2 separate regions of the Homo sapiens genome follow, and region 1 is linked to region 2. Evidence: read pairs that join two places in POLR2A ChIA-PET (ENCODE). Cell type or tissue: PC-9. All regions are shown on one strand. Each heading gives the region's core, and the rest is flanking DNA. Links, peaks and the distances in the headings are about the cores only. Region 1 holds the start of LOC105374283 (a long non-coding RNA gene). Region 2 has its middle 23 kb from the start of TMEM44-AS1.

Region 1 (15,311 bases), core at 6,582-10,581, 780 kb after region 2:
AAGTAAGACTAAATGATTACTTACAGTCCACCTATTTCTAGTCAAAAGTTATGTGTGACTATTAAGTTTATCCAGTTGGAATCACAGTACGTCAACTTCATTGGAAGAAAGCAGGGAGAGGATAGAATCTTAAATCTGTGGAAACTGAAGAGACCAACTGCCTGAAGAAATCCAGACCAGATATTTCATTAAATTGTGATAGCCCCCAAAACAGAAACAGCAATTGCATGTTCCAAATGTAATCATTAGATGCTGCTGAATGAAGCATATATAGCCTTCCCTAATAGAAATACACGGCCCCTTAGCCATTGTGAAACTAAATTCATCTTATCTAATTTTCCCAGAATTCTTGTGCCCTAGTTTTGGCTATTTACCAATAACCTTGAGACAGACGTTTTAACTAAATACCTTTCTTCAACAGCTCACAACTGTGAGCCCCTCTGTTTGGAAAACCTAGATTTATCCATCTGCTCCTTTTACAGACAGGAGCTGTTTCTTACACATCCCATTCCCTTATTTACTGACCTCTGTAAGATAAATTTACTCATTCATTTCCTCAGCGACCCCTGACGGTCACGTCCCCCTATCTCACGGATGAGATGCCAGTCCAATATGTCATCTGTGTTTTGCTTCAGCCTGAATTCTGGGAAGTGTTGCCATTTCTCTTCCTGAACATTTGCTTTGAAGATAAAAAGAGGATGTTCATCTCCCCCAAGGACCTCCCCGGGCGTTCCTGCCTGTCAGTCTTGTCCTTGCCTTGGGAAATTACATCAGCCAAACATGAGCTGGACTAACAACCCATCAGGTGACTGCACTCAAATGAAGAGAAGCCCAAGGAAAAGTCCTCTGTAGCATCCTTCTTGCCTTTGATACCCAGGCAATGACTTTAGGAAGGTGACTTGTTTTCACTAACACCTCCAGATGAATGCAGTCAATTTTAAAACCAGGCTCACGATCACTGAGGCAGTAAAAAGCCCCATGGCCTGGTGACCTGGGCTCTGGGTCTGGCTTCGTCACTGACCAGCTCTGACCTTAGAAATGTCTTTACTTCCCTGGCCTCTGGGTCTTCAACTGGAAAATGGGAGAGTTGGGTTGAAGTGCTACTAACGTTTTCAATTATATGTTTACTCTTTCTTTATTATATCTCCAACTGCTCTATGCTCTATGTTTGAAAGAATTTTGACTTCTCAACACATTGAACTTGTTAAGCAGCAGCCTTTATTTTATTTCTCTTTTTTATTCATCAAAGCATACACCAGAGCCTCTGATCAACATGACTGGTTAATCTTCTAGCCAAATAAAACCTCATTGTAAGGACACATGGTTTCTTGTATGATGTTTGAAATTTTGAAAGTATGTCACAAATCCCTACTCCAATCCTCATGGACCCCTAAAAATTCTAAGGATCCCAAATGAGGAACAAATGGGCTAAAACACAGTTAGAGAAGCCTTCTGTGTCCAGTGTTGTGGCAAAGATGATAGAGCCCCAAAACCCCTGTATATAAAAGAAAAGAGAAAAGAAAAGAAAAATGTTACAACACTGGTTTAATTAGCCCAAGCTCAGGCTGTGAAAGCTCAGGCCTTTGTCTTTCTTCTCTGTTGGAGGAGACGGCTTTTTTCCGTCCTTCCCCTCCATTTAATCTTGCCAGTACCGGAATTCACTGAATAGCTCAGCTCTCTCCACCAACAAATACCCAAAATGATGAATAACAAACAACTCACCTATCTTTTCGATGGTTTCATTTACGAACTTCCCTAATACCTAAGGATTATTCTAGACTTCAAAGAATGCATTTTCTATCCGACTTTATATTTTTAATGTAGTGATAGAGTACTTACTATTTTCCAGGCAAACAGCAGACACGCAACACATGCTTGCTGAATGTATGAATGGACTCTGTTAAGCATTTCCACATATTCCATGTAATTTAACTCTCTCAGCAGCTCTGTAAGGTAGGGAGTATTCTTCCCATTTCCCCACTGAGGAAACTGAGTCTGAGGCAGGTGCTATTAATTGTTCAGAGTTATACAGCTAGTAAGTGGTGAGGCTGGCTTGAAGCCAGATCTTTTGTCCATACATCCCTGGGCAGGTGCCCTACAGGGCAACCCCTTTTGGATTCCTGGTGCTCTTCCCTTGGGTGTTTCTGAATGAGCTGACCCTCTCTCTCCTCCTCACCATCACCAGCCCTACCCAGTTCATAAGTCTAACCTCCAGCCGTCTTCTGTCTTGCTTCAGTATTCTTTTGGACATATCTTGCCACCCTGATGTTGTCATTCTGCAACATCTTATTTGAAACTATGGACAGCAATTCCCCCAAACTTTGTAGCAAGTTCTTTGCAATGTTTTGGTGGGATCACACAGCAGCCCTGTTAGGAGCGGTCTCTGCAGTCTCCTCATGCATCCCCTCACTGGGCAGACAAGCACAGCCCCAGGGCCGCTTGGAGGTTCTCTGTCTTTGGCAACTGCACATGCATGAATCTATTCCTTCATCACTACACCTGGGTCACTGTCAATTTTGGAACCACGTTACATTTTTTTTCCCTCTTTCAGAACCTAGAAGGGGCTGGGCGCAGTGGCTTAGGCCTGTAATCCCAGCACTTTGGGAGGCTGAGGTGGTGGATCACGAGGTCAGGAGTTCAAGACCAGCCTGGCTAACATGGCAAAACCCCATCTCTACTAAAAATACAAAAATTAGCCGGGCGTGGTGGCAGGCGCCTGTAATCCCAGCTACTCGGGAGGCTGAGGCAGGAGAATCACTTGACCCCGGGAGGCGGAGGTTACAGTGAGCCGAGATCATGCCATTGCACTCCAGTCTGGGCGACAAAAGCAAGACTCCGTCTCAAAACCAAACCAAACCAAACAAATACCTAGAACTGAGAAGGTCCCTTTTGAACAACTGGTCCAATGCCTCCATGGTTACCGCCCCCCACCACACCCCGCCACACACACACCTATGCCCATTTTACAAATAAAGAAACTGAGGTCCCTGAACTCCTGGATAAAACGTTACATCAGAGGACACAAAAAACAATGAATAACAAATGTTTTTTTCTTGGTGATTGATAGTGGAGGTATTTGAAAACATTCCTTTTTCTAGGATAGACGAGCAAAGAACTCATGGGCTGATGGCCCTCAGTATTCATCCTGTTATCGATGACAAGGCCTGTGTCGTCCCTGCCTCTATCAGCATGCTAGCTCAATTGCTCAGCATGTGGTGCCGATTGGAGTGCTCTTGCTCCACCACTTTGGGGCTGAGTGCCCTGAGACAGGGCCATGGTAAGACTTCTAGAAGAGAAACAGGAAGAGGAAACCTGTTAGTCAAGTATTTCAGCTTAGTATAAAGTACCTCCATGGCACGTCCGTGGCCTTGCATGCAAGCACACACAAACACACACACACACACCATCCTGCCCCTTTGATTCAAATAATTATATCCATAATACGTTGTTTAATGAAAAAAAAAACATCCCAAGGCTAGTGTTTGGGGACAGACCTCCCTGCTTACCTGGTTTGCTGAGAAAATTCCAAGATTTAGAGTCAGAAGAAACGGGAGTAGGATCCTGGCTTTGACGTTTACACAATGTTCAACCTGGGGCGAGTTCCCTTTGGAGTTGTTTCCTGATACATAAAATGGAAATGCCACAGCATTGTTCACAGTGGTGTTGTGGGCACTAGAACAATAAAGCCTGTGAAAGCCGTTTGCAAACTCTAAAGTGCTGCCCAAACAGGAGTACAATTAATACCAGATTTTTACTCCAGGGACCTTCTGGGAAATTCATGTGCTCTGGGGTAAGGGGATCTCTCTCTTTCAGGGCTATTCAACACATGTGGACAGATGTCTTGTCACAGTGCTAGCGGGCGAGGGTGAGGCAGAAATGGGGATGGTGCAGGCTCCGTCCATTCTATTAGTGAGTCCAGGACTACCCTGAGTATGGACTGCCTCTTGAAGTAGTGAGCTCACCATCACTGGAGATATTTAAGCATGGAACAGACAATCGCTTTGCAGAGAAGCAATGGAGGAAATCTAAGCATCAACTGGATGTCGGAATTGATGACCTTCGAGGTTTCTGCATACTTCTCTGGTTTTATGGAAAGGAAAAAGAGAGTTCCATTCAGCAGGGTGTGTGGTTTGAGTTCTGCCAGGGGGTCATCATTCAAACACAAGACAGTGCAGGTCTTTCTTGGGGTCTATGGATTCATGCTGGGGGAGTGGGAGAGATGGACACACAGCAGAGCTCTGAGTGACTACAGGACAGAGAGGTGCTCCGGGGCAAGGCAGTCACAGTGTGTGCATGCCCACCCAGTCCACGCTGCTGCTGCTCACCCTTCTCTAGGGTAGTGATGCCCACATGGCTTGTCCACTCAGGAAGCCATGGTGGTTTCTCCATGCCTGATGCCCAAACTTCTTCACTTGATATCCGTCACCATCCAAGGACTGCCTCCAGCCAACCAGCCTAATCAGCCAAACTGACCCTCTCATGATTGCTAACAAGCCATGGCTCTCCTTCCTGTTTGCCTTCCCCCACCTAGAATGCCTTGCCCCACTTCTTCCACCTCCCCAGTCTCTGCACAGCAGAAGCACTCATCCTTCTAGGCATCACTTTAATGCCACCACCTCCAGGAACTCCTCCCTGATTGCTCTCCCCCCTATTCTCCAAGTGATTTTTCCCTCTGAGCTCACTTCATCTTTCCTTCTCTTGTAGGGCTTATTCTCTATATTAGAGCTAATTGTGGGTATGTTCTGTCTCCCTCTACCAAAATTTAAATCCCTTAAAACCAAGTTCTCTGTCCCTCTATTCCCCAGCAACTACCCCAGCACCTGGTACCTTTCCCAGCACCAGCAAGTGTTTGATGTTGAATAAGTAAATAAACAAATGCACTTCTACTTCCAAACACAAAAATCAGCAGCAGAACGAACTGATGGATTCATTCTTCTCTCCCTGAGTGCTAAGTCTGCAAAATGCCACATCTGGAACACAGATAGAAGATCTAAGGGATGTCAGCAAGAGGAGATCACTGGAAAATGGGGAGTACAGAGATAACATCAATTGGTAATGTGAAATCATCTAATAAATGGATCGGTGATTAATCACCAATTAACCACAAGTCCCAGGACAGATTTTCGAAAGGTGCTCAGAGTTATTGGGCCTACCCAATAAAAAATTATAGTAATCATGACCTGATTTAATTTTTTAACACTGTTTTACACTACTCTCATGGGATAGTCAGGCCAAATGCAACCTCAAAGGGAGGAGTTGGGAGTGGTGGTGTGATGGTGTTGAAAACACTCTAGTCTGGGAAACAGAAGATGTGGGCTCTCTCTTAAGCTCTGCAACCAATTTGGTATGTAGACTTGTCAGAATGATGACCCTTTCCTTCCCCTTCTAGCCTCCTGTAAATCACAGTGGAACTAGGTGCTCCCTCAGGTTAGAGAACGTGTCTGGTTTTTCCATCTGCCTTTGCAATGCTTTGGCTGTTTCCCACTGACTTCTAACAAAAGGCCCTCTGGGTCTACTTAAACACTGGCCAACTAACAGCAGCACATTGCTGGCCAAAGCAAGGTTGACTGGTGAGAACTGTGAAATGGGAGTCCTGAGAAAGAGAGGGCTCCATCAACTCATGAGCCAGGATCTGCCCTTCAGTTTTGATGTTACAGTCACTGGAGATCATTGAACAGGTTAATCAAAGCCAGTGGTCCTGGGTTGGATTCCTTGCTCTGCCATTTTGTCTTTTGGTGCCTCAAGGCTCCCACAGATAAACTGAGGCAACATCTTTGAGCCAGGCTCCTGGACTGCATATTTGCTAAGCTGGCCACAAACACTGCTTGGCCTTCCTCAGAACCCAGTGGTGGGAAGCAGCCCTCTGCGGTGCAAGGAAGAAAACCAGGGATGTCCCCCACCCTCTGCCACCCACTGCCCAGTGCAAATACAGTGCCCATCCCTCAGCAGCAAGTAATTAAATGTTCCCAGGGTGGCCTGTAAATTCTTCACTTCTCTCTTTGGGAGGTAGAAAGGAAAGGAATTCCTACTGAATATTTCTCTATTTTTCTATCTGTGGGTGAATGTGGGTTGAGAGACTGTGTATGTGTAAGCATGGCCCCCCAACCCTGTGCCTTACACAACTAGGTATTTACACACCAGATGAACCCTGCAGGGAAAGGCAAGTCCCCAGCTGCTGTGGAATTTTAAGAGATCTTTCTGGAATGGCCTTATGGGATGTCTGGTTCTAATTGCCTCCATCAGCCAGAGCTGGCGAGCTGGCAGGAGCAATGAGAGGTGCAACTGAACAGATTCCAGTTCACATCAGACCCCCAGCCCTGCCAGAGTCCCCCCAGGGCCAGAAAAGAGAACAAACGTGGCCAAGACGGTGGGTGTGGTGTGGTGGAAAGAACACTCTGCTGGAAGTTGGAAGGCCCAGCCTGCGGCCCAGCCCTGCTGCTAACGCCCTGCCTCTCTTTGGATCCATCACTTTCCTTCTCGGGACTCCAGTTTCTCATCTGCTGAATGAATAGTGAGGACTGGCTGATCTCCAAGGCCCCTTTCTAGTCTAAGATTCAGTGACAGAAATGTCAAGTTCTCATTGCGGAGGGGAGACATTTTCTTCTGAACTTTAAAATCAGGTGCTCTGCATTTTAGATCTTTAAGAAGAATGGGGAAGGGGCGATTTCATTTCTACCCACTATAACCGACCCTTGTCCCAGCCCCAGCCCCATTCCTTCTTCTTGCTGGCTGGGTTGGCTGGAGGTCTGAGCGCTGACCCCGCCACAGAGGCAACAAGATCCCATAGTTCCTTAGTGCCCCCTATAGGCCCCAAAGGCAGTCACACTGAAACGGGAGTGTCCGTGAAGCCACCTTCTCCCCAGCAACACAGGGCTTCGTCTGCTGCAGAGCCTCCGACTTTAGAGGCAGGTGACACAAATGGGCCCCTAATTTGTGATGAATTTCTTCTCTTTTGAGCCTGTTGTTGTTTTAAGGCTCAGACTAAAACCAGTTAACCAATAGCCCCAGCAGGCTGGGATTTGAACACCTCACAGAGGGTCACCAAATAGCAAATACTTCTAGTCCTGCACTTGCCCCGCCAGCCCCTGCCAGGCCCCTCGCCCCACTAACCCCTGCCACTGATGCTTGCACATCTCCAGTGACTGGGAGCTCTTTTCTCTCCAAGTCCATCTGGATCAGTTAGGAATTCTGTTTAGCTGGTAGTAAGAGTCCTAATTGGAGTGACTTTGCCAAATTGGGAGTTTATTTGCCCATCTAAAAGACATCTGTAGATAGGCTGCAGCCTACAAAATGATCAATCATTACCAGAGCACAAGCCTCGCATCAGCCCTGTAACCTCATGGGCTACTGCAGAGTCCCCTGCAGAGGACTACGGGGAACGCCAAAGGCCAATGCAGCGCTCTGCCCACCAAGTCGGGCCCCTTGAAGACCCACGTCATGACTTGTGCTTGCGTCTCGTTGGCCATCCTTGCTGCAAGGAGGGCTGGAAATGTAGCCTCATCACCACTCCAGATAAAACTGGAATCCGATACTAAGGAAGAAAGGGGGAATGGACACTGGTCAGCAAGGAACAGGCTCTGCCACACCGCCCGTGTGCCTTGAGAGAAGTACCGAATGGGGTGGCAGCTGTGTAGTTGCCTCTTCCGGATGCTAACCTCCCTCTGTCTGCAGAGCAGGCGTGGACCTCTTGTGTGCTGCCTCACCTGGGTGTGCTCACCTCATCCAAGAGAACTCCTTGCCTCCTCACACAGGACCAGAGCCTTGCCAAGTTGGTTGGGAGAGATAGTATCTGCCAGATCACTCTCGACTGCAGATGATGCCAGGGAGTAAAACCTCCAACTTCCCCAGAGCCAGGCCTCTCTGGTGCTTTCCTGAGAGAGAACCACGCCGGCTCACCTACAATGACCCAAGCCCAACTCCAACACGCTCCCCAACCCCCACCTCCCCACCCACCTCCAGCGCTCTCCGCCAGGTCTAGAACCAGTGGATATCTCTTGCCAGCAGCCTCTGGCAGCTTTCTCCTAGTCTCCCCGCCCCGTGGGGGAGATCCTCATTCCACGTTTTAATACACACTCACTCCACAGACAGTTCATTGCTTTCTCTCCATTTGTTCTGCTGGGAGCCAAAGCCACTCACCAGTTCAAAGGAAAAAAAAAACTTTTCAATGTTTAAATTTGATATTTAAAATTGTAGATGTAAAACACAGACAAAACTGACTTGGTGTTCTTAGTTTGGCCCAGCTAACACCACAGCTAACTTCTTTTCCTTCCTTCCTTCCTTCCTTCCTTCCTTCCTTCCTTCCTTCCTTCCTTTCTTTCTTCTTTCTTTCTTTCTTTCTTTTTCTTTCTTTCTTTCTTTCTTCTTTCTTTCTTTCTCTCTCTCTTTCTCCTTCTCTCTCTCTTTCTTTCCTTCCTTCCTTCCTTCCTTCCTTCCTTCCTTCCTTCCTTTCTTTCTTTCTTTCCTTCTAGATGGAACCTCACTCTGTCACCCAGGCTGGAGTGCAGTGGCGCAATCTCGGCTCACTGCGACCTCCGCCTCCCAGGTTCAAGCGATTCTCCTGCCTCAGCCTCCCAAGTAGCTGGGATTACAGGCATGTGCCACCATGCCCAGCTAATTTTTGTATTTTTAGTAGAGACAGGGTTTCACCATGTTGGCCAGGGTGGTCTCGATTTCTTGACCTCATGATCTGCCCGCCTCAGGCTCCCAAAGTGCTGGGATTACAGGATTTTTTTTTTTTTTTTGAAATGAAGTCTTGTTCTCTTACCAAGGCTGGAATGCAGTGGCACAATCATAGCTACTGCAGCCTCAACTTCCTGAGCTCAAGTGATCCTCCCATCTTAGCCTCCTGAGTAGCTGGGATGACAGGCACATGCCCAGCTAACTTATTTTACTATTTGTAGATATGGCGTCTCCATATGTTTCCCAGGCTGGTCTTGAACTCTTTCAAGAGACCTTCCCATAACAGCTAACTATTAATATTTAATCAGCTGGCCTCTGGTTTTCTGGTCTCAGATGTCCCAGGTCCACCAGGCTTAGAAGGGAGGCCATTTCTTCCATCAGGCTTGGAAGGGAGGCGGTTAGTTCCCAGGCTCTGCAGCATTTGGCGAATGTCCTTGGACTGCTGCATGGTCACTTTCCTATGAAGAAAACTGAGGCACAGAAAGGCTCTCTACGACAGTTGTCCCTTACCCTGGGCCAAGATATTCAGGGTAGAAGAAGGGCCCAGGTGAAGGGAAGAGAAAGCTGGGGGCAACACAGTGGGCTCCATTTGGGGAACCATTTTCTTTTTCTTTTCTTTTTTTTTAGACGGAGTCTCGCTCTGTCTCCGGGCTGGAGTGCAGTGGTGCAATCTCAGCTCACTGCAACCTCCGACTCCTGGGTTCAAGTGATTCTCCTGCCTCAGCCTCCCGAGTAGCTGGGATTACAGGCATGCGCCACCACACCCAGCTAATTTTTGTATTTTTAGTAGAGATGGGGTTTCACCATGTTGGCCAGGATGGTCTCGATCGCCTGACCTCGTGATCCACCCACCTCGTCCTCCCAAAGTGCTGGGATTACAGGCGTGAGCCACCGCGCCCGGCCTGGGGAACCATTTTCTAAATCTCCCAGGCATGCGTCAGGTCTTACTGTGTCTCCATCTGCACTTTTTCACTTCAACGGCCATCTACATTATTCAATAACTGCACCAATTGTTCGTTATACGAAACTGCATTCTCTTTACAGAGCATCATTTCAAGCAGGCTTCAGTTTTTGCCACGCTTGTTTGACGGGGTCTAAATGTGCCTATTCTTCCTTCCTGTCACTTTCATCCATTCAGTTCTCTCATGAGACTGAACATGTTTGAAGAGAGAGACCCTTAACTATACAATCAGACTAGGATTTCCCTTTAAGATGGAGTTTCCAGGAATGAACTCTGCTTAAAAGCAGAGACCACCTCTTTGGGAATGTGAGGGAGAGAAATAATCAGCTTCAATTTGTGAAGAACCATTTATCATGAATGCTCTGAAACCATGTCTGTTTTAGATCTTTTCTCCAGCATAATTCAGTGATTGCACATATATCATCGAAGCTTCCTAGACTCCTGGGCTCAGCAGATGGCCCCCCAGAGGCCAGCTTTTCCATTTCTCATAGTATACTTAGGCAAAGACAGAGTGTCATTTTAGCACTTTCCTAGTTGGTATTTTTAAAAATATATTTTTGTACTGTTTAATGCTAGGTATTTAATACCTGGGAGTACTTAAAACCCTAATGGCAAGTTGAATTATCACTGCTTTGCAGCCATGGAAGCTAAAAGAAAGCTTAGAAAAAAATGATTTGGTGCATGTGTCATCTTCAGTTCAAGGTGGAAGGAGAAACCTGAGTCCTTTGACCGTATCATATTGACAGCGTGACTTCTTCCTAGCGCATCTGAGTATATTGAAGTTATTATTTAGAAAACTCAGCCAAGTCTCTCTGTTCTCAGATGCTCAACTCTAATGCCTCCAAAGCACAAAATCAGAGTAGCTCAAATAGGGCAGCAGCTTAGTTTGGATAAATCATGTCAGTCCCTGGATGATTACTGTCCTTATAAAGTAGGGGTCACACCCCCCAAAGAGCAGTGCAAAATCTCTTGGAAAATGTACATGGGAGATGCAAAAAAGAATGCATCTGCAGTCATCTCTTTATATCTATGTGGAGATTATCTGTTTAACAAGCATTAAATGAGAGGTTCATCTCTTTTTTTTTTTTTTTTTTTTGACAGAGTCTCATTCTACAGTCCAGGAATGCAGTGGTGTGATCACAGCTTGCTGCAACCTCTACCTCCTGGGCCAAAGTTGTCCTCCCATCTCAATCTCCTGAGTAGCTGGGACTGCAAGCACACAGTACTAGGTCTGTTTTTTTGTTTTTTTGTTTCTTTGTAGAGATAAGGTCTCACTGTATTGCCCAGGCTTGTCTTGAACCCCCGGGTTCAAGCTCTCTGTGTGTCTCAGCCTCCCAAAGTGCTGGTATTACAGGTGTGAGCCACCATGCCCAGCCTGCATTGTGTTTTGTCTTGGGTTCACAGTGTAGGGTTCACATTCGGACCACTGGTGCAGAAGAGGGTAAATTTAAACCCCTTCAAGTCACAAACTTGCAGGTATACGTGCTAAGTGAATAAAAGGAGGGAGTTCAAGTGGCTCACAACTATAATCCCAGCACTTCGGGAAGCCGAGGTGAAAGATCGCTTAAGGCCAGGAATTCAAGATAGCCTGGGCAACATCTCAAGATCCAATCTCTACAAAAAATCTAAAAAACTTTTTAAAGGTGAGGGCAGTGGTAAACAGTATAATACACTGATTTTGTATTTAAAAAGGAAAAAGGAATAGGGATACACATATACCTACTTATTTGCATTGTATCCATGATGACTACATCTGAAGGAATGCACCAGAAGCTGGAAACATTGTTCCTAGAAGTGGAAGATGGGTGATGGGAGGAAGGAGTAGGAGGGAGGATTTCTACTTTATATCGTTGGTACCATTTTAAACTTTAAACCATGAGAACGTATTACCTATTCACCAAAGAATCAATACAATTTGATGTAAAACATCATGCAACCTGTTCCATGGCAGGGTCAGTGGCTCCAGGTCCTGGGAGTAGGAGAGCAGTAGGTTGGAAAGGGTTGTTTTAGAACCTGTCTCAGCCAGCCTGGCTGAGAGTTGTGACATCCTTTGACCTCAGACTGTGCTCCTCCTGCTACCCAGAGTGTGGCCAGGAGTCACAAGCTCATGTTATTTCTTCAAGCAAATGATGATGTACATCGGTTGCTGGCTGGCATATCGTGCTTTCCCAGCAAAGCAACAAGAATGCTTATGTCCCTGTCTGGGATCTCACTGAAGAGGGTTGCAGACCAAACAGAGGGAACCCCAGAAGCTGGTCATGATGGGCTGGGAAAGTATGTGCTGTAAGGGAGGTCTGAAGCCGGGAGACCAGAGGGCTCGAGGAGCCAGGAGCCGTGTTTCCAGCCATCTGAAGGGAAACCAGAAGACAGGCTAGATGAGAGCTGGGTGGACCTGTGTCCTGGGCAACCTGCAGACTTCCCAGAGCCCCTTTCCTCATCCGCAACATGGGACAGTAATATCCACAGCAAAGGTCTCTCTGGAGTTTTCTGGTTTACGACTTAATGCATGCAAGATGTCTAGCACTTACTAGGCACCCTGCAGAGGTTTCTGAGTCCCATCCCCACCCCTAATCATTCCTGTCAAACCACTAAATTTGTTCAGAGTGGCCCCAGTGTGTGAAAGCTGCAGGAAAAGAGACTTGGGCTCCTATTAGAAAAGACTTTCCTATAGACAGAACCATTCAAAGGTGGAGCAATTCTGTTCTGATGGGCATTTTTCAGGTAACAGTGCTTTATTGGAAGAAACTCAAGGCTCTTTTTTCTGGGTCTCTAAACTCATGACAAACGAAGTAGGATCAAAGACCCCTGGGCCCCATCTCAGACATGGCCCTTCGTGGCCCCTTCCACCTCACTCGCCTCTCCATTCCTGTCCCTCCTCCAGCCAGCCTGTGCAGCTCCCAGAAAGGCTCAATTAAGAAGGCATTTCCAGACCTCGCTGCGGCTGGCACCACCACATTTTTTGCATTCTCTGCCTCTGCGGCTCCTGGAGGCATGAGGTGTGTATCTGCCTGTGTGTGTGTCTCTTATCTACCTCAGGAGAAAAGGACACGAGTCTTGTGACTCAGCCTAAGAGCAATTTCCTCCTTTGACTTCACATTTCCAATTGGAGGGACCCTGGGTTCCAGCGATAACCGTGAGAGTGTCTTCTTAGAGCGAATGTCCTTAATTGTGCTCTGACTTTCCAGGGCTTCTGAGCAGGTGCTGTTGGGAGTCCTTGAGAACTCCAGAATAAGTGAGGTCTGATCCATGCTCCAAACGCAACTACAGTCAAATAGAGGGGATACACACTTATGTTCGGTGTAACTCTCACACCAAACGAACCATGACAAATGCCACAGGGAGCTAAGTGCCATAAAGAATGATTGTAAATGTTAGATATAATAATGGCAAGTGGTTATGTTAAAGGGAAAGCAGTCCTTCTCAGTCAGAGATGCATGCAGATGTCTAGGTTGTTTTAAAATACTCTAGGGAAAGCCAGGCCCGGTGGCTCATGCCTGTAATCCCAGCACTTTGAAAGTCCAAAGCAGGCGGATCACCTGAGGTCAGGAGTTCGAGACCAGCCTGGCAAACATGGAGAAACCCTGTCTCTACTAAAAATACAAAAATTAACTAGGCAGGGTGGCGGGAGCCTGTAATCCCAGCTACTCAGGAGGCTGAGACAGGAGAATCACTTGAATCTGGGAGGTGGAGGTTGCTGTGAGCCAAGTTCACACCACTGTACTCCAGCCTGGGCGGCAGAGCAAGACTCTATCTCAAAATAAATAAATAAATAAGTAACGCTAGGGAAAAACATCTTAAGTGTTTTGGGGTGAGATGATATGATGTCTGGGGTTTGATTTAAAACATTCCAGAAAAAAGGTTGGAGAATAGATGAACAATTTGGCAAAACATTGATAATTGTCATTATTAAAGCTGGGCGTGGGTATAAGAGAGTTTGTTATATCATATTCTCTATTTTTGTATATGCTTGGAAAATTCCAGAATAAAAAGTTAAAAGGAAATGAATGGTTAATGCTGACAGGAGGTGTGTGGGTCAGGGACAGCTTCACACAGTAGGTGAGGTTGAAACTGGGCTTAGAAGATGAGTCAGAGATTGGAAGTGGGAGGGATAGACATGATTTGGAAGCTCTTGTTGGCTTTATTTTTTGTCTGTAAATCCTTCTGTTCTCCTGGGTTTTCATAGCAGTGAAAGCATTTCCCCCTCCAGGGTGTGACCTGCCCTTGTTTCAGACACCCCTTTGGATGGGGCCTCTCAGTGAGGCCTTCTTTGGCTGGCAGAGCTGGAGCTGTCGTGGCCCTGACCAGGTCTGCAGCCCCCACCCCGCTTCCTTCCTCCTCTCTCCCCCTCCATGCCCCGTCTGGGGAAAATTATCCCAGCTCCAAGTAGTAAATTTAAGGCCTTGGCAGCCCTCCCACAGATGACTCCCAAATTATCCCATTCCAAGGGTGGGAGTGGGGAGGCCAGAAGTTCAGGCCCGAGGCATTCACCCAGTCGTTTGAGAGCTCCGGGCGCCATCTGCTGACGGCACCCGGAGCTCCAGCTTGGAATGAAGGCAGGGGGTGTGCTGGAATTCACCAACTCCAGAACAAGGCCGGTCTCAGATCTCTGAGAATGAAGGGGATGCACTGTTTGACAGACACCAGGCAGAAAAGGCGAAGAAAGAGGACGTGTGTGCGTGTGCCTATGTGTGTGCCCGAGTCTGCGTTTGTGGATTTATGCATTTTATGCATGGCGACTGGCTGCTGGGCTGGGGGTGTTTTGGAGGGTGTGTTGGGATGGTCTGCATGCTTCTGTCATTGTTCCTTAGGGTGAGTATGTGGGCCGTCTCCAGAGTAAAAAGACAGTAAATAAGAGGTAATCAGACCCAGCTGTATCCCTCCGAGGGAAGTCTCCAGATGTCCTCCCATCGTTAATCCTCAGCCCAAACATGGGTGATAGGTGACTCGGTTGATTGCATTTTCAGCTGGGGAAAATGAGGCATGTGGCATAACCAGAGCCCTTAGTGAGAAGACTGGCTTCACCACAAGCATCAAATAACCTGGAGGCAAAGACCCTGGAGGTCATTGAGTTCAACCTTCTTACTTTGCAGAGAAGGAAGCATGAGTTCAATGAAGGGGAAAGCAAAAGAGATCCTATTAGATTATCCTTCAAGTCCTTCTCAGCCATGAGTTCTGATGGGCAATTCCGCAACTCACCAAGCCCAATATTTGTGCCAGGAGGGTCCTGGGCAGCTGCTCTCCTGCCTTGCCCCATCTCTGCTTTACCTCTTCTCTATTTTCTCTCCTGAAAGAATTTCCTGGCCCATAAATCCTGAGAGATTTATTATTTCCTGAGGCATCCCTTAGTTGGAAAATGTAGCTTTACAGTCGCCGACTCAGGACCACACTGGGGTCCCAGCTGTTAGCGTGGGAGCACAATTTCTCCTGCATGGTAGTGGGGAGGACGCCAGCCTTCCACCCATCGCAGAGGGGCCACCAACATCACTAGTTACATTTCCTGGCTTCTAACTAAAGCTGCTGAAACACCAGCTCAGAAGTTTCTCTCAGCAAGTTGTAAGAGCAGCCACAAAGTCTAAGAAGAACCAAAGAGCTTGGTTTCTCTCCTCGCCAGCTGGAAGCAGGGGACCTGGGATCTTCCTGTCATCACGATTATTTCTTCTCTCTAAAATGA
Region 2 (15,311 bases), core at 4,850-8,849:
GACTTTGAGGGAGATTATCCTAGATAATCTGAATGGGCTTGGTTCAGTCAGACCTTGAAAGGCCTTCAGAGCAGAGCTGAGGGTTCTCTGAAGAAATTTCATCTGTGGGCAGCAGCATTTGGTAATGCCTGAGAAAGTTATACCTTGCTTTTTCTGGTCTGCCCTTCAGACATCAGATTTGCCTACCCAGTCCCCACAGTCACACAGGCCAATTCCTTGCAATAAATCTCTTAATATTTATCTCCTAGTCGTCTTTGTCTTGGTTATAGTCTGGCTAATACAGGCTTTGGTTCTGAAAGTGGTTCTAAAAGAGTAGAACCTTAAAAATGAGTTCTTCTTTATATATTTATTTATTTATATTTTAAGATAGGGCAAAACCCCATCTCTACTAAAAATACAAAGATTAGCTGGGTGTGGTGGCACACACCTGTAATCTCAGCTACTCGGGAGACTGAGGCAGGAGAATCACTTGAACCTGGGAGGCAGAGGCTGCAGTGAGCTGAGATCACACCACTGCACTGCAGTCTGGATGAAAGAGTAAGACTCTGTCTCATTAAAAAAAAAAAAAGTGGGGAAAGAAAAGGATGAGTTCAGGGCTTCAAATTCCTAGCTCATGTTTTGCATAAATGATCTGAAAGCTTCTCTATCTGCCCTGAGAAAAACTCTTATCTCCTGTGGTTACAGGACTGAGATTTCTGAAAATAAAATCCAGGGTCTTATCCTCCAAGTAGCTAAATTCCAATGTAAATTCAATTCTCAATCTTGCAGGATCTTTTATTAAAGCAAGGGCATTGACTGGGAAGGAATGGGATACTGATAATTGGAATTGGGACATATGGGCAGATCCTGATGAAGCTGGGATCATCAAACCCCTAAATTCTGCCAAGTCTTCTTTGCCAAAAGTAGCCTTTCCTGTCTGAGCAGATTGGCCACACTCTGCAGGTATAAACCTCATAGGCCTCATCTAAGTTGCCTCGCAAGGTTCTGCGATTCTCCTCAGGACACACCCCTGCCTCTCCTCTTGTGCTGGGATTACAGTCATGAGCCACTGCACACAGGTGAACAACAATTTATTTCTCACAGCTCTGGAGGCTGGAAAGTCCAAGATCCAGGTGCTGGCGGTTCTGGCACCTGCTGAATGCAGTCTCCTGGTTTGCACATGGCCGTCTTTTTGTGGCTCCTCACATGGTGGGAGAGAGCAGAGAGGAAGCAGGGTCTCTGTGTCTCTTTTCCTAAGGAGTACTGATCCCTTTCACGAGGGCTCCGCCCTCACTACTTCCTAATACCATCACATTGGTGGTTAGAATTTCAACAGATAAATGTTAGGGAGATACAAACATTTAACCCATAGCATGGGCTATCACCAATGGACTGGCTGGATGGTCAGAGACTTAAAGGGAACATAATTGGAAAGTTGGTGACAAGGAGGTCTGAAGAAGGAGTAAGCAGATAGACCTCTCTGAATAGGGAAAAATGTGAAGATATTTATGTTCCACATGAGTGCTCACCAAATGGTAACCTCGGCAGAGAGAGAATTTAACAATAGGTGGATGGGATGACCCATTTTATGGATACCAGTCAGCCTCTTTCCCCAGCCAGTTCTGTCATTGCCCACTGGGCTCATGAATCAAGTGGACATGGTGGCAGGGATGGAGGCTGTGTGTGGGCTCAGCCCCAAGGCTGACCTGGCTGCAGCCAGTGCTGAGTGCCCAGTCTGCTGGCAGCGGAGAGACCCTGATAGGACCCCAGGGTTATCAGACAGCTACCTGGTGGCAAATTGATTACACTGAATCATTTCCATCATAGAAGGGCCAGCACTTTGTTCTTACCAGAATAGCTACTTACTCTGGATACAGATTTGCCTTTCCTGTAGACAATGTTTCTGCTAAAACGACCGTCCATGGATTTATAGCACGCCTTATCCACCATCATGACATTTCACACAATACTACTTCTCATCGGAGAACTCAATTCATGTGGCAATGAGCCCCAGCTTACGGAACTCAGAATCTTACCATGTTCCCCATATCCTCAAGCAACTGGCTTGATAGAGTGGTAAGATGGCCTTGAAATTGTTTTTGTTTATTTTTAAATTAGAGACAGGGTCTCACTATGTTGTCCAGGCTGGTCTCAAACTCCTGGGCTCAAACGAGGAATTACAAGTGTGAGCCACTGTACCTGGCCAGAATGGGCTTTTGAAGACTCAATTACAGTGCCAACCAGGTGGCAATACCTCGTGGGGCAAAGTCCTCTAGGAGGCTGGATAGTCTCTAAATTAGTGTCTAATACATGCTACTGTTTCTTCCATAGCCAGAATTCACGAATCCAGGATTCGAGGGGTGGAAATGGGAATGACCCCACTCGCCGTTGCCTGTAATGATCCACTAGCAAAACGTCTGCCTCCTTTTCTTGTGACCTTAGGTTCTGCTGGTCTAGAGTCTTAGGCTTAAAGGGAGGAATGCTTCCACCAGGAAACACAGCAATGATTCCACTGAATTGGAATTAAGACTGACCCTCAACCACTTGAGGCTCCTCATGCCTCTGTATGAACAGGCAAAAAGGGGTTTTACTATCCTAAGCAAACAATACAGACATTTCTAAAAAGCTTGTTTAGAAGGGCACATTTTCTAGCAGTCCTTCTTATAAGAAACAGAAAGAAGAAATAAGTGCATATGTGGGATGAGTCCCTCCCAAAGTTCCAAGATAAGTATTTGAGGAATGTGATGGTCTTTTTTATGTGTTAACTTGGTTAGGCTACATTCCCCAATTATTTACTCAAACACGAATCCAGATGTTGCTGTGAAGGTACCGTATTTTATAGAAGTGACTAAAGCCCGTAATCACTGACTTTGGGTAAGAACGGTTATCCTAAATCATCAGATAATTCAAATAGGTGAAGGGTTTTTTGTTTTTGTTTTTCTTTTCAGATAGAGTTTCACTCTGTCACCCAGGCTGGAGTGCAGTGGCACAATCACAGCTCACTGCAGCCTCCACCTCTCGGGCCCAGGTGATCCCCTGCCTCGGGCTTCCTGGTGGCTGGGACTACTGGTGCGCGCCACCATGCCAGGCTAATTTTTTTTTTTTTTTTTCCAGATGGAGTTTCGCTCTGTTGCCCAGGCTGGAGTGCAGTGGTGTGATCTTGGCTCACTGCAAGCTCAGCCTCCTGGGTTCATGCCATTCTCCTGCCTCAGTCTCCCAAGTAGCTGGGACTACAGGCGTCCGCCACCACGACCGGCTAATTTTTTCATTTTTTTAGTAGAGACGGGGTTTCACCTTGTTAGCCAGGTTGGTCTCGATCTCCTGACCTCATGATCCACCTGCCTTGGCCTCCCAAAGTGCTGGGATTACAGGCGTGAGCCACTGTGCCCGGCCTTTTTTTGCATTTTTTATAGAGATAGTGTTTCACCATGTTGCCCAGGCTGGTCTTGAACTCCTGGGCTCAAGTGATCTGCTCGCCTCCAAAGTGCTGGGATTACAGGCGTGAGCCGCCGGGTGAAAGATCTTAAGAGCAGGGCTGAGGTTTCCCTGAGGAAAAAGAAATTCCACCTGAGAACTTGCATGTCCTTCCTGATGGACTGCCCTGGGGCTTTCAGACTTACCTAGCCATCCCCCACCATTGCATAAACCAATTCCTTGCATGGAACCTCTTCATATATCAGCATACATATCCTACTTGCTCTGTTTCTGTAGTTGAACCCTGGCTGCTGCAAACATAAAAACCTTTCTCTTCAAAGCCTCTCCCATTTCCTACCTTCCCATCCACTGTAGGAACCCAAGAATTAGGCAGGAACATGTGAGCATAATTTCCCCGAGTTAATGGAAAAGCACATTGTGATAAAGACCTAGGGTTGAGAAGGCAGCGGGACCTCTGTTCTACAAAGTGAAAGATTAAAGCTGTGTTGACAAAAGGAATGCGAAGTACTTATGTAGCCCCTTTGAAAGTTAACTAATCCTTGAGGTGCAAGATGGGTCTAATTTTTTTGCTAACATATTTGGGGGAGAGCAAACTGCACTTTGAAATGGGAGTCCCTTTTATCCTGAATGTCCTTTATGTCCACTCTTGGGTCTCAGAGCTACCTCTTCTCTGTACCCAGTGACAGAAAGTGAGGACAGCAGAGAGAGATGCTGGAGGCTGCACAATTTATAGGGACAAGAGAGAACTAGGGCCAGGATATTTCTGATAAGAGTGTTGGTGACTCAGAAAAATGGAGTTGGGAGATGCAGGGACCCCACTAGGGCTACAGAAGAAAGGGGGAATATGAGAAGGGAGAAAGGCCAGCATTAGAAAAGGAAGGGACAGTCACATGGTTGTAGGGCAGCTCAGTGAGGTCCAGACTTTTGCTGAGGGCAAAAGGACAAAGTCTCAGACAAGGGACACAATGCCTCGCTTTCCACACTTCCAACTCTGTAGGGTTCACGGTCATCATTGGAGCTTGGAGTACATATCTGCCCACTCTTGTTCAGGTGCTGAAGTCTAAAATAGGAAAGAACTTTTCACAAGATGGCACTCAAGGCGAAGAAGGAAGCTCCTGCCCCTCCTCAAGCCAAAGCCAAAGTGAAGACTTTAAGGGCCAAGAAGGCAGTGCTGAAAGGTGTCCACAGGACAAAGCCTCCATCGCACCTGCCCATTCCCCAGAGACCAGTCATCCACATCTGGTGGCCCAAGACACTGCGACACCACAGGTAGCCCAAATATCCTTGGAAGAGTGCCCTCAGAAGAAACAAGTTTGACCACTATGCCAGCCTCAAGTTCCCACTGACCATGAGGAGATTGCAGGACTAAGGTCTCTGGAGAATGAGCAGGTGCGTGGGAGGCTTTGTGGTTCTCATCCAAGAACAAAAAGTATAAAAGGGCCATTGGTGGCTGGGTACGGTGGCTCATGCCTGTAATCCCAGCACTTTGGGAGGCCGAGGCGGGGGCATCACCTGAGGTCAGGAGTTCAAGACCAGCCTGGCCAACATGGTGAAACCCCGTCTTTATTAAAAATACAAAATTAGCCGGGCATGGTGGTGCATACCTGTAGTCCCAGCTACTCAGGAGGCTGAGGCAGGAGAATTGCTTGAACCTGGGAGGCAGAGGTTGCAGTGAGCCAAGATCATGCCATAGCACTCCAGCCTGGCAACAGAGTGAGACTCCATCTCCAAAAAAAAAAGGGAGGGGGGCCATTGGCACTGCTGGAGAAGCAGCCATGAAGACAGAAGGCAACACACTTGTGTTCACTGTGGATGTTAAAGCCAACAAGCACCAGATGGAACAGGCTATGAAGGAGTTCCATGACATCTGTGTGGCCAAGGTCAACACTGAGTCAACCTGATGGAGAGAAGAAGGGAGGGAGCTCCATGACATCAATGTGGCCAAGGCCAACACTGAGTCGACCTGATGGAGAGAAGAAGGGAGCAAGCTCCATGACATTGGTGTGGCCAAGGCCAACACTGAGTCGACCTGATGGAGAGAAGAAGGCATGTGTCCACTGGCTCCTGATGACCATGCTTTGGATGTTGCCAACAAAATTGGGATCATCTAATCTGAGTCCAGCTTGCTAATTCTAAAGGTATATATGTATCTTTTCACCAGAAAAAATACAAATAAAACAAAATAGAAAAGGGAAAACCTCCTTCTCCAACATCAGGGAATTAGAAACACCTTCTCTGAGGCTGCAAAGGGTGCAGGGAAGGGGACAAAAGAAAAGCGTCCTCTGCAAAGTGATCGGGAGAGCAGACAGTAAATGGAAGTTAGAAGGTTGCAGATTTCAGCTCTCCCAAGAAACACCTTTTTTTTTGAGATGGAGTCTCGTTCTGTCACCCAGGCTGGGGTGCAGTGGTGCAATCTCAGCTCACTGCAAGCTCCACCTCCCAGGTTCAAGCGATTCTCCTGCCTCAGCCTCCCGAGTAGCTGGGACTACAGGCGCCCACCACCATGCCCGGCTAATTTTTTGTGTTTTTAGTAGAGACGGGGTTTGGTTTCGATCTCCTGATCTCGTGATCCACCCACCTCGGCCTCCCAAAGTGCTGGGATTATAGGCATGAGCCACTGTGCCCGGCCAAGAAACACCTTTTAAATGCTCTTTACCAATAAAGAGAAATGGGCTACCTCGGGAGGGAGGGGGTTTCTTGTCCCCGTAGGTGTTAGTTGACACAAGGTGACCACCTAGCAAGGGTGGCATGGGAAGGATTCAAGCAGTGACCTCTAAGGCCGTAGTCAACAATATACTTTTCTATTTATTGAAAGACTTAGATATGAAGATAACTTTAAGAATATTTGGCACTAGGACTATAAAATATGCTATTATAAGCTCAGAACTAAAACTCATCATAGGGAGACAGAGCTGGACAAGTTTTGTTTTTGTTTTTGTTTTTTTTTTTAAGAAGGAGGTCTCACTATATTGCACAGGCAGGTCTTGAACTCCTGGGCTCAAGCTATCCTCCCACCTCTGCCTCCCTAAGAGCTGTGATTACAGGCATGAGCCACCGCACCCGGCCAGGACAGGATCTTTAAAATAATCTTGTCTAATGTCCCTCTTACCCTCCCCTCCAATTTTATGTGAGAAAATACCCAGAAAGATCTTTAAAATAATCTTGTCTAATGTCCCTCTTACCCTCCCCTCCAATTTTAAGTGAGAAAATACCCAGAAAGAAATGACTAACTCCAGATGACACAGCTAAAAAGTAGATGTGGGCTAGAACCTGGAACTTGCAGCCATGCTCCATCCATTTCTTAACATCTTCTTTTCAGGTCTCTTTATCAAAGCTGCCCAGCAATATCTGGAAACTTACCAGGAAAAAAATAATGGAAACAATTAAACCTTGACAAATGACAGCTTCTTCAGATATGGTTTAAACACAAAGAACTATAAGGAACTCAACTGCTCAAACTCCTTGATAACATCAAGGAGAAGGAGTCATTTCACATAAATCTCAGAGATGATGTCATCGAAACATACAAGTAGCAAGTGGAAGTTACAACTCATCCTGAAGGAAATGATTCTTATAAATAGTTTTGATCTGGAGATACCATTTGGCGTCTTAGAATCGTAGACTCTTGAAATAGGAAGGCCTACCGCAGAGGCTATCGGATCCAGGGCGTGCTGGCCGCACAGTGTCAGCAAGGTCAATGCCACTCTCCACTTGGCTTCTATAGGACTTTGTCCTGGCCACTACTCCAGTATTTTGCACATTAGAGCACACCAAATTGAATGGAAGTTTTTTCTTCCAAAATTAAAAAAAAAAAGTTTTTTTCTGATGATAAGATAAACATGCTTATTGTGAAACTTCAAATAGTACAGAGAAGTATAAAGAAGACTTACCAGAAATCTCACTGCCCAGAGATAACCACTGCGAGCATTTTGATGACTGCCATTCCGTTTTCTCCAGGCACACGTTTGCACTCACGCATCCATATTTTGGCAAAGTTTGGACCAGAGTACAAAGGCAGTTTGTCATATTCTTCTTTACACTAAACTATTTATTTATTTATTTATTTATTTATTTTTGAGACAGAGTTTCGCTCTTATTGTGCAGGCTGGAGTGCAGTGGCATGATCTCGGCTCACTGCAACCTCCACCTCCCGGGTTCAAGCGATTCTCCTGCCTCAGCCTCTGGAGTAGCTGGGATTACAGGCGTGTGCCACCACACCCGGCTAATTTTTGTATTTTTAGTAGAGATGGGGTTTCACCATGTTGGCCAGGCTAGTCTCAAGCTCCTGACCTCAAATGATCCACCTGCCTTGGCCTCCCAAAGTGCTGGGATTACAAGCATAAGCCACTGTGCCTGGCCCTACACTAAATCATTTGTATAGACCCACAATTTCATTTTAATGGCTGCATAGTAGACATTGTATGAAGAGATCTTCATATAGTCAACCACACTCTGATTGATTGATCGATTAGGTGTTCTCAGTTTTTTACTAACTTGGGGGGTTAGTTCTTGCTTTAGGGAAAGAGGTCATCTTGGCCACCCTTGGGAATGTGAATTAACTTTGGAAACTAAAAGCACTTTGCTTCCTCCAAAGTAGTTAAGTGTTTGCGGGTGATTGCGGGGCTAAGGTCTCTGGAGAATGGGCAGGTGGGTGGGAGGCTTTGTGGTTCTCCTCCAGGATAAAAGAATATAAAGGGGCCATTGGTGCTGCTGGAGAAGCTGCCATGCTCCAGGGGAAGACCTCAAGGATATGTCAGTGCCTGGAGCCCGGCCTGACCCTGGCTGACTTCCGGGTCAGCTTGCGACCCTGCCCCGGCTAACCTACCTGTGGAAAGAGCCAGAATTGAAGACTGGACCAGCCCCTGGTCCAAGGTCCAGCTTGCCCAGGCCAGTTGCTGCTCTGCAACCAGAACTCCACCTGTGGCTCCAGGAAGAGACACAGCTGCCTGATACTCACTAGTGAAAGCCAAAGCTTTACCCACTTCGGGGCTTCGGCAGTTCACCAAGGCAACTGCTACTCCGTCACCAATGCTTCCCCTTACACGTACAGTGAGAGACCACACCATCAATTAATCCCCACTGGTGCTATGGAAGGTGGAGACTGAGGGGCTCTGGCACCCAAACTCTGAGGACATCCTGGGATATAAAAGTGCCACCACCAATACCTGCAGCTGAGGGGAGGTGACAATACCACAGTGAATACCTTTTTGACATACGTCTTTACATATGTATCCAATTATCTCCTCCATATAAACTCCTTTAAGTGGCATTACTACATCTGTGGGAAAATGTGGAACAAATCTTGCAGCAATGCTGGCAGGTGCCTGGGAAGGACCAGCTGGCCCACTGCTGAGAACCTTCACGGGGCAGCAACTTGTGACAGACGTAGCCACTGTTCAGAGTCTGGCCTTGTAGGTTCAGCACCCCATAGTCAATGGGACTCCCAAAGCAGACTCACTCAGAGGAGACTGGAGGGGACAGAGCAGAATGTCCAGCGATGAGTTTATAATGAAATGTATAAATGCTGGGAGAAGCAGGCGTTTGAGTCAGCCTGACCAGCCTGCTCTCTCTTGCTGTGGAAATCAGCATGGGAAGCCAAAATCACAATCAGAAGGTTAATGGTAAGCCTAGAATCCAGGAAGGGGAGTTAGTTTGGTGATCTGAATGATGGCTGGATGCATCGTCCATCCCACCACTAGGGTAATATACACCCTTCAGGTGACAGTGGGGGCAAAGGAAAGTCAGGTGAGTCGTAAGTCAGAAACTGCTCTGTGGCTAAAGTGAACCCCTAGCCATTCTCCTGCAGAGTCCTTCTTCTATCTGGCAATACTCTGTGCACCTGGGGACTCATAGCTTTTCCTGCAGATAGAGAGGGTAAAAAATCACACCATAGACCGGGCGCGGTGGCTCACGCCTGTAATCCCAGCACTTTGGGAGGCCGAGGTGGGTGGATCACGAGGTCAAGAGATCGAGACCATCCTGGCCAACATGGTGAAACCCCATCTCTACTAAAAATACAAAAAAAAAAAAAAAAAAAAGGCCAGGTGTGGTGGCAGGCACCTGTAGTCCCAGCTACTTGGGAGGCTGAGGTAGGAGAATCACTTTAACCCTGGAGGCGGAGGTTGCAGTGAGCCAAGATTGCGCCACTGCACTCCAGCCTGGGCAACAGAGCAAGACTCCATCTCAAAAAGAAAAAAAAATCACACCTTAGGGCCCTATTTTTAAAAAGAGCCCATCCATATCTTTTTTTTTTTTTTTTTTTGAGACAGAGTCTCACTCTGTTGCCCAGGCTGGAATGCAGTGGCACAATCTCGGCTCACACTGCAACCTCCACCTCCCAGGTTCAAACGATTCTCCTGCCTCAGCCTCCTGAGTAGCTGGGATTACAGGCACCCGCCACCATGCCTGGCAAAATTTTTGTATTTTTAGTAGATATAGGGTTTCACCATGTTAGCCAGGATGGTCTCAATCTCCTGACCTGGTGATCCACCTACCTCGGCCTCCCAAAGTGCTGGGATTACAGGCGTGAGCCACTGCGCCTGGCCCATATCTACTTTTCTTATTCACTTGTTCATTTATTCACTCGACAAATGATGGTTGAGTTCTGTATAGGTCCTGGGGAGACAGCAGGGAGTAAAGTAGATGCAATTCCTGCTGTCATGGAGTTCATATTCTGGTGGGAGAGAAAGACGATTAATGAATATGCAATGATTGTATATTTATTTGAGCACACCATTAATTAAACAGGACAATTTCTAACTATAAAAATCTATATGTGGCCGGGCATGGTGGCTCACCCCTGTAATTCCAGCACTTTGAGAGGCTGAGGCGGGTGGATCATGAGGTCAGGAGTTTGAGACCAGCCTGGCCAACATGGTGAAACCCCGTCACTATTAAAAATACAAAAATTAGCTGGGCATGGTGGTGGTGTGCTCCTGTAATCCCAGCTACTTGGGAGGCTGAGGCAGGAGAATCACTTAAACCCGGGGGGGCAGAGGTTGCAGTGAGTCAAGATCACGCCACTGCACTCTGGCCTGGGCAAGAATGAGACTCTGTCAAAAAAAAAAGAAAAAAAAAAAAGTCAGGAGCAAGTCAAGAGAAACATGGATAAAATCCTGGGCTAATGTCACCGAAAACCTCCTGGAGTACCATAGGTCTCAGCTGCGTGATTTCCCTCCTGCATCTCACCATGTACTGAGATTTGCTGGAAGCGCCCGGGATGTTTAGGTGTGGTGCCCCCTGAAATGTTTCTTCCTTCAGGAGGGTGGGAAAGAACATAAATTTCATTGTCTTCTCAGTCGAAAAAGAAAAAAAAAAAATCCCCTATGGCCTGATGCAATTAAAAAAAAAAATCCATGTGATGTACCACCCCAGCATCTCAGAGATTAGACGCAGAAACCCAGGTCATGTCCCAGAAGGGAAGAGTGAGGGAGGAAGAACTCTTTTCAGGGATTGATAGGGTGAATGACTGGAAGTTTCTACAATGGGAAAAAAAAAAAAAAAAAAGGCTGGGTTATCATTCCTGTCATTGCTATTATTGTTGTTATTATCAAAAACATGTAAATAGTCCTCTTAAATTATTGTCCCTCTTAAACAATAAAGGTGATAACAGAGACTTCTTTGGGCATTTGCAAACCCAAAGAGAATATTGTTATATATTGTTATTCACCAGCAGCTTTGCTTTAAGGGACCCAGCAATGACTGTGAGATCCAGACAATTCCAGGGGAAGGTCTAGGTGTGTTGTTTGGGTGACTGAAGAGGGTCAGAGGGCCCTTTAAAGAAACGGGTGGGGGGAGGGGTGAGAGATAGCATTAGGAGATATACCTAATGTAAATGACGAGTTAATGGGGGCAGCACACCAACACAGCACATGTATACACATGTAACACACCTGCACATGATGCACATGGACCCTAGAACTTAAAGTATAATAATAAAAAAAAAATATATATATATATATAAACAGTCAAAACAAACAATAATAAAGTTCATACTTACATAGGCAAGAAAAAAAAAAGAAACGGTTCTGGCAGAATGGAAAAGGCACTTTCAAGGGGAGAAGGGGCCATTTGAGTAGTTCGGGTGGTACACAATGAGGAAAGATGTTGAGGGAAGAGAGGAGAGGGCAGAGGAGAGGCACGGTGGCATTAGACACCTATGACAGGGCAGGATGGGAGGAGGGGTGAGAAAGATGGAGCTGCAAGATGTGTCTGAAAAGAAGAGCTGAGTCATGGGTGGGAAATGGGGGTCACCTGGACAGTGACACAATATCTGTGTTAACCAGGGTTGTTGGCACCGGCTGTAGCCTGCCCTTCCCACTCCCGATCGCGGTTCTGGACACAACAAAAACTTATTTATTTCTCTTTCATTTCAAGGTCGGATGTGGGTGGAGCTGGTGGGGGCGGCACTCTGACACAGCTGTCTTCCAAACTGGGCATCCTGGCTGTGCTCATGTGTGTCTTCACCATCTTGGAATCCTTTGCTTCCAGCCAGGTGGACAGAAGAGAAAGCAAAGCTTTTCCTTCACCACCACAAACCGGAAGTGAGCCGTAACTTCTGTTTGCTTCTGTTGGTAAAAATTCATCACACGGCCATTGCTAGGGAGCACAGGAGGGGCCCTGCAGCCCAGGCCTTGTGTGGCCATTCAGGAAGCTGACCCGTCAGGAGGGAGCTGGTCACTGTAGGAGTCAGGAGGTGTTAGTCTCTGTGAGTAGAAAGGAGTTCCCTAGGGTGCCTCCTCACTCCAAATCACACCATGCTGTTTTGTCTGGAGAGTCCCTGGCTAGGCTTAGGGTTTGGGGGACACCAGGGACAACTGAGGCTCTGGCAGTCCCCCCTTGTAGATGGCAAAACCCTGTACTGCAGGTGGCTTGTTGTTTATTGGGGTCAGTGTGCCCTTTAATACTCCTTCCAGCATGAAGATTTGAGGATGAATGTTCAGGGGCTCTGGATTCTTATCCTCTCTCTCCCACTACCTTACCCTCTGACCCCACGGGAGTCTCTTCTTCCTGGGCCTCGGCTTCCTGAGCTACAAACGGAATGGGCTGGCCTGCGTGACCTTTAATGCTTTTCCAGGCACGAGAGTCTATGTCCCCTTAGGGACAAGCTTGAACCACCTCATTTCTGCATCTCCTGAGCTCTTGGAAAGGAGTGAGGCCTGGAAGACTTTCTGGGGTTACTGCTGTGAGCTTCAGCCCCACCTGATCCTACCTAGAATTGCATCATCAAAATAAGAGACTTCTTAAGCTCATCAGCTGCTTGCAGCCACTCAAAAAGTGCATGATCTGAATGGGTAGAGGGAGAGACCCAGTGGCCTGTGCCAGGGCTCCGATTTCAAGGCAGCACGGTGTCCTGCCTCTGTGAGATCCAGCTGTGAGCGAGGCCTGAACATCCATAGATGTGAGACCAAGTTACATCCGTCAGGGTACCAGCAGGCAACAGATGCACACCCGGAAGTGTTTGCACAGGGGGAAAAAAGCTTGAAGCAGAGACTGTTCACAAACGTGTAGCCAGAGGCAAGGAACCAACAAAGAATGGTGAGGTGCCCAGGGCCGGGGACCAGGCCTGAAGGGGCAAAGGAGGAAATGTTGTGAGCAGAGTTATGGGAGACGGACCTTCCCACAGAAGCCAGAGCCATAGAAGAATGTAACAGCAGGAAAGCAGGGTTGAGCCAGCGCGGATGGGGGTGGGATGGAGCAGGGAATAAATGTGTCAACCTCCAATCTCTTGCCAGCGCCTCCCATTAGACAAACCCAACAGGAAGCCAAGGGAACAGGGACTCTGGTGATGCAGTTATAGAAAACACAGAGGGCAGGAGAGGCAGTGGACAGGGGAGGCACATGGAGAATAACCAGCTCGGGAGTCTGGTTATCCCATGACAGGGGGAGTCTGAATGGCCTGGACCCTGTGGTATACTGGCAGTGAAATTCCCAGCCAGGTTGATGATGACAGCAGTGATAACGAAGAAGGTGACCCTATCTTAGATTTATATAACTGTTTTGTCCTCCAACAATATCGGGTTACCCAGAGCATCTTTCAGGACATCTGAAGGAGCCTGGTGGAATTCTCTGAATCTTGCATCTGAGATTTCTTTTAGATACAAATTTAGACCCTGCTCTGACTTTTTCCCGAGTGGTAACACTAGCTGCTCTGTCAGTCCTGAGAGAGTTGGAAGAGTGGGATAAATTTAGACTAGAGTTATTGTGCCTCAGCCAATATGTTAAATACTTGATTTTTAACATGACCCTGACCTCCGTGCCCTGCATAACCACATATTCCCCGTCCTCTATTTGACCAGCCTCTAGGTCTCTCACCCCCACACTGATGTGTACCTCCCCGCCTTCGCCAGCTATGAATAGTTGGTGTGGACAAAGAGACTGGGCGTTGGGCTGCCATCAGCTCCCACTCCATCAGATACCATCACTGTCAAAACAAAGTCAGCTATGTGGAAACCCTTGCCATGCCTCCTGCCTCCTTTTGGAATGCAGCGTTCTGACTGCAAGTACAGAGCGGCAATTTATAAGCATGAGTTGGTGCAGAAAACAAGTCACAAAACCAAGAAAATGAATATGATATGGAATGGCATGAAATTCAGGACTGTCGACAGAGATAGAATGGAGCCAGGAGAAGATGATGCTTCAAGATTAACATACATGAGAGACGAGGGCCAAGAAACCAGGCCTTGGATATTTTTTTATTTCTCTGCATACTTGAGTTCACTGTAGTTATTACTGTTAATAGATCATTTTACTCTAGCACTTTTCAAATGTTTTCGTGCATTAGCCATGCATCTTAGTACTTAAAAAAGGTACAGAATTTTTTTCTTTCTTTTTTTTTTTCTTTTTGAGATGGAGTCTCACTCTGTCGCCCAGGCTGGAATGCAATGGTGCGATATCGGCTCACTGCAACCTCCACCTCCTGGGTTCAAGCAATTCTCCCGCCTCAGCCTCCCCAGTAGCTGGGATTACAGGCACCCACCATCATGCCCAGCTAATTTTTGTATTTTTGTAGAGACGGAGTTTCACCATATTGGTCAGGCTGGTCTCGAACTCCTGACCTCAGGTGATCCGCCCACCTTCGCCTCCCAAAGTTCTGTGATCATAGGTGTGAGCCACTGCACCCAGCCAATATTTTTTTTTCACTCTGTTATATACTGTGCTCTTTTCTTTTTTTTTTTCTTTCTTTTCCTTTTTTTTGTTTTTTGAGATGGAGTTTTGCTCTTGTCACCCAGGCTGCAGTGCAGTGGCGCAATCTCTGCTCACCGCAACCTCCACCTCCCAGGTTCAAGACATTCTCCTGCTTCAGCCTCCCAAGTAGCTGGGATTATAGGCGTCTGCTACCACGCCAGGATAATTCTTTTTTTTTTTTTTTTTTTTTTGTATTTTTAGTAGAGATGGGGTTTCACCATGTTGGTCAGGCTGGTATCAAACTCCGGACCTCCGGTGATCCGCCCGCCTCGGCCTCCCAAAGTGCTGGGATTACAGGCATGAGCCACTGCGCCTGGCCTTAGTGTTCTGTTTCCCAACTTTGGGTCACAACCCATTAATAGGACATGAAATTAATTTAATTGAGTGTGGTCAGCATTTTTCAAAAAATGAAATAGATGGAATATAAGCATCAGAGTATATTATAGAGAGAAAGCTAAGTGTTGTATGATACACCTGAACACGCATGCTGGGCATCTACTTAAATGCATTCTTCACCCAGGCCTCGGTGTAGCAGAGCTGGCCAGGTGTCAAGGCACTCAGGCACTTGTTCCAGCACCATTATTAATCTAAGTGGCCTCATCTGGACAGCTGTCCTCTCTGGTCTTGGTATCTTTATCTATAAAGTGACACATTTGCACTGAATGAACCCTAAGGGCTTTTCTTCTTTTCTTTTCTTTTTTGAGACAGAG

Evidence for each region. Peaks named below come from ENCODE experiments on the same cell type or tissue, not always from the same donor. Only the 100,000 strongest peaks of a DNase experiment are listed, where the experiment ranks them.
Region 1: POLR2A ChIA-PET joins it to region 2 with 7 read pairs; 2 of 35 experiments call an interaction of 5 or more read pairs at or near these places.

The regions. Positions count from the first base shown.
Region 1 is chr3:193,779,801-193,795,111 of GRCh38, reverse strand. It overlaps LOC105374283 (a long non-coding RNA gene), which reads right to left and starts at 7,860. Exons shown (of 4, transcript XR_924839.2): 1 at 7,718-7,860; 2 at 3,963-4,080; 3 at 3,507-3,619; 4 at 3,028-3,286. RefSeq lists an enhancer at 2,806-3,463 and silencers at 13,598-13,892, 14,145-14,204. In PC-9, for the core only: a CTCF peak has its summit at 6,838 (motif pointing left); no DNase peak of the experiment used is centred there; H3K27ac peaks cover 289 bases.
Region 2 is chr3:194,553,192-194,568,502 of GRCh38, reverse strand. It overlaps the pseudogene RPL23AP93. Among named protein-coding and RNA genes, the nearest start is that of TMEM44-AS1, 23 kb to the left of the region's middle. RefSeq lists enhancers at 11,542-11,871, 11,766-12,265 and a silencer at 14,669-14,867. In PC-9, for the core only: no CTCF peak of the experiment used is centred there; a DNase peak (open chromatin) is centred at 6,912; H3K27ac peaks cover 1,409 bases.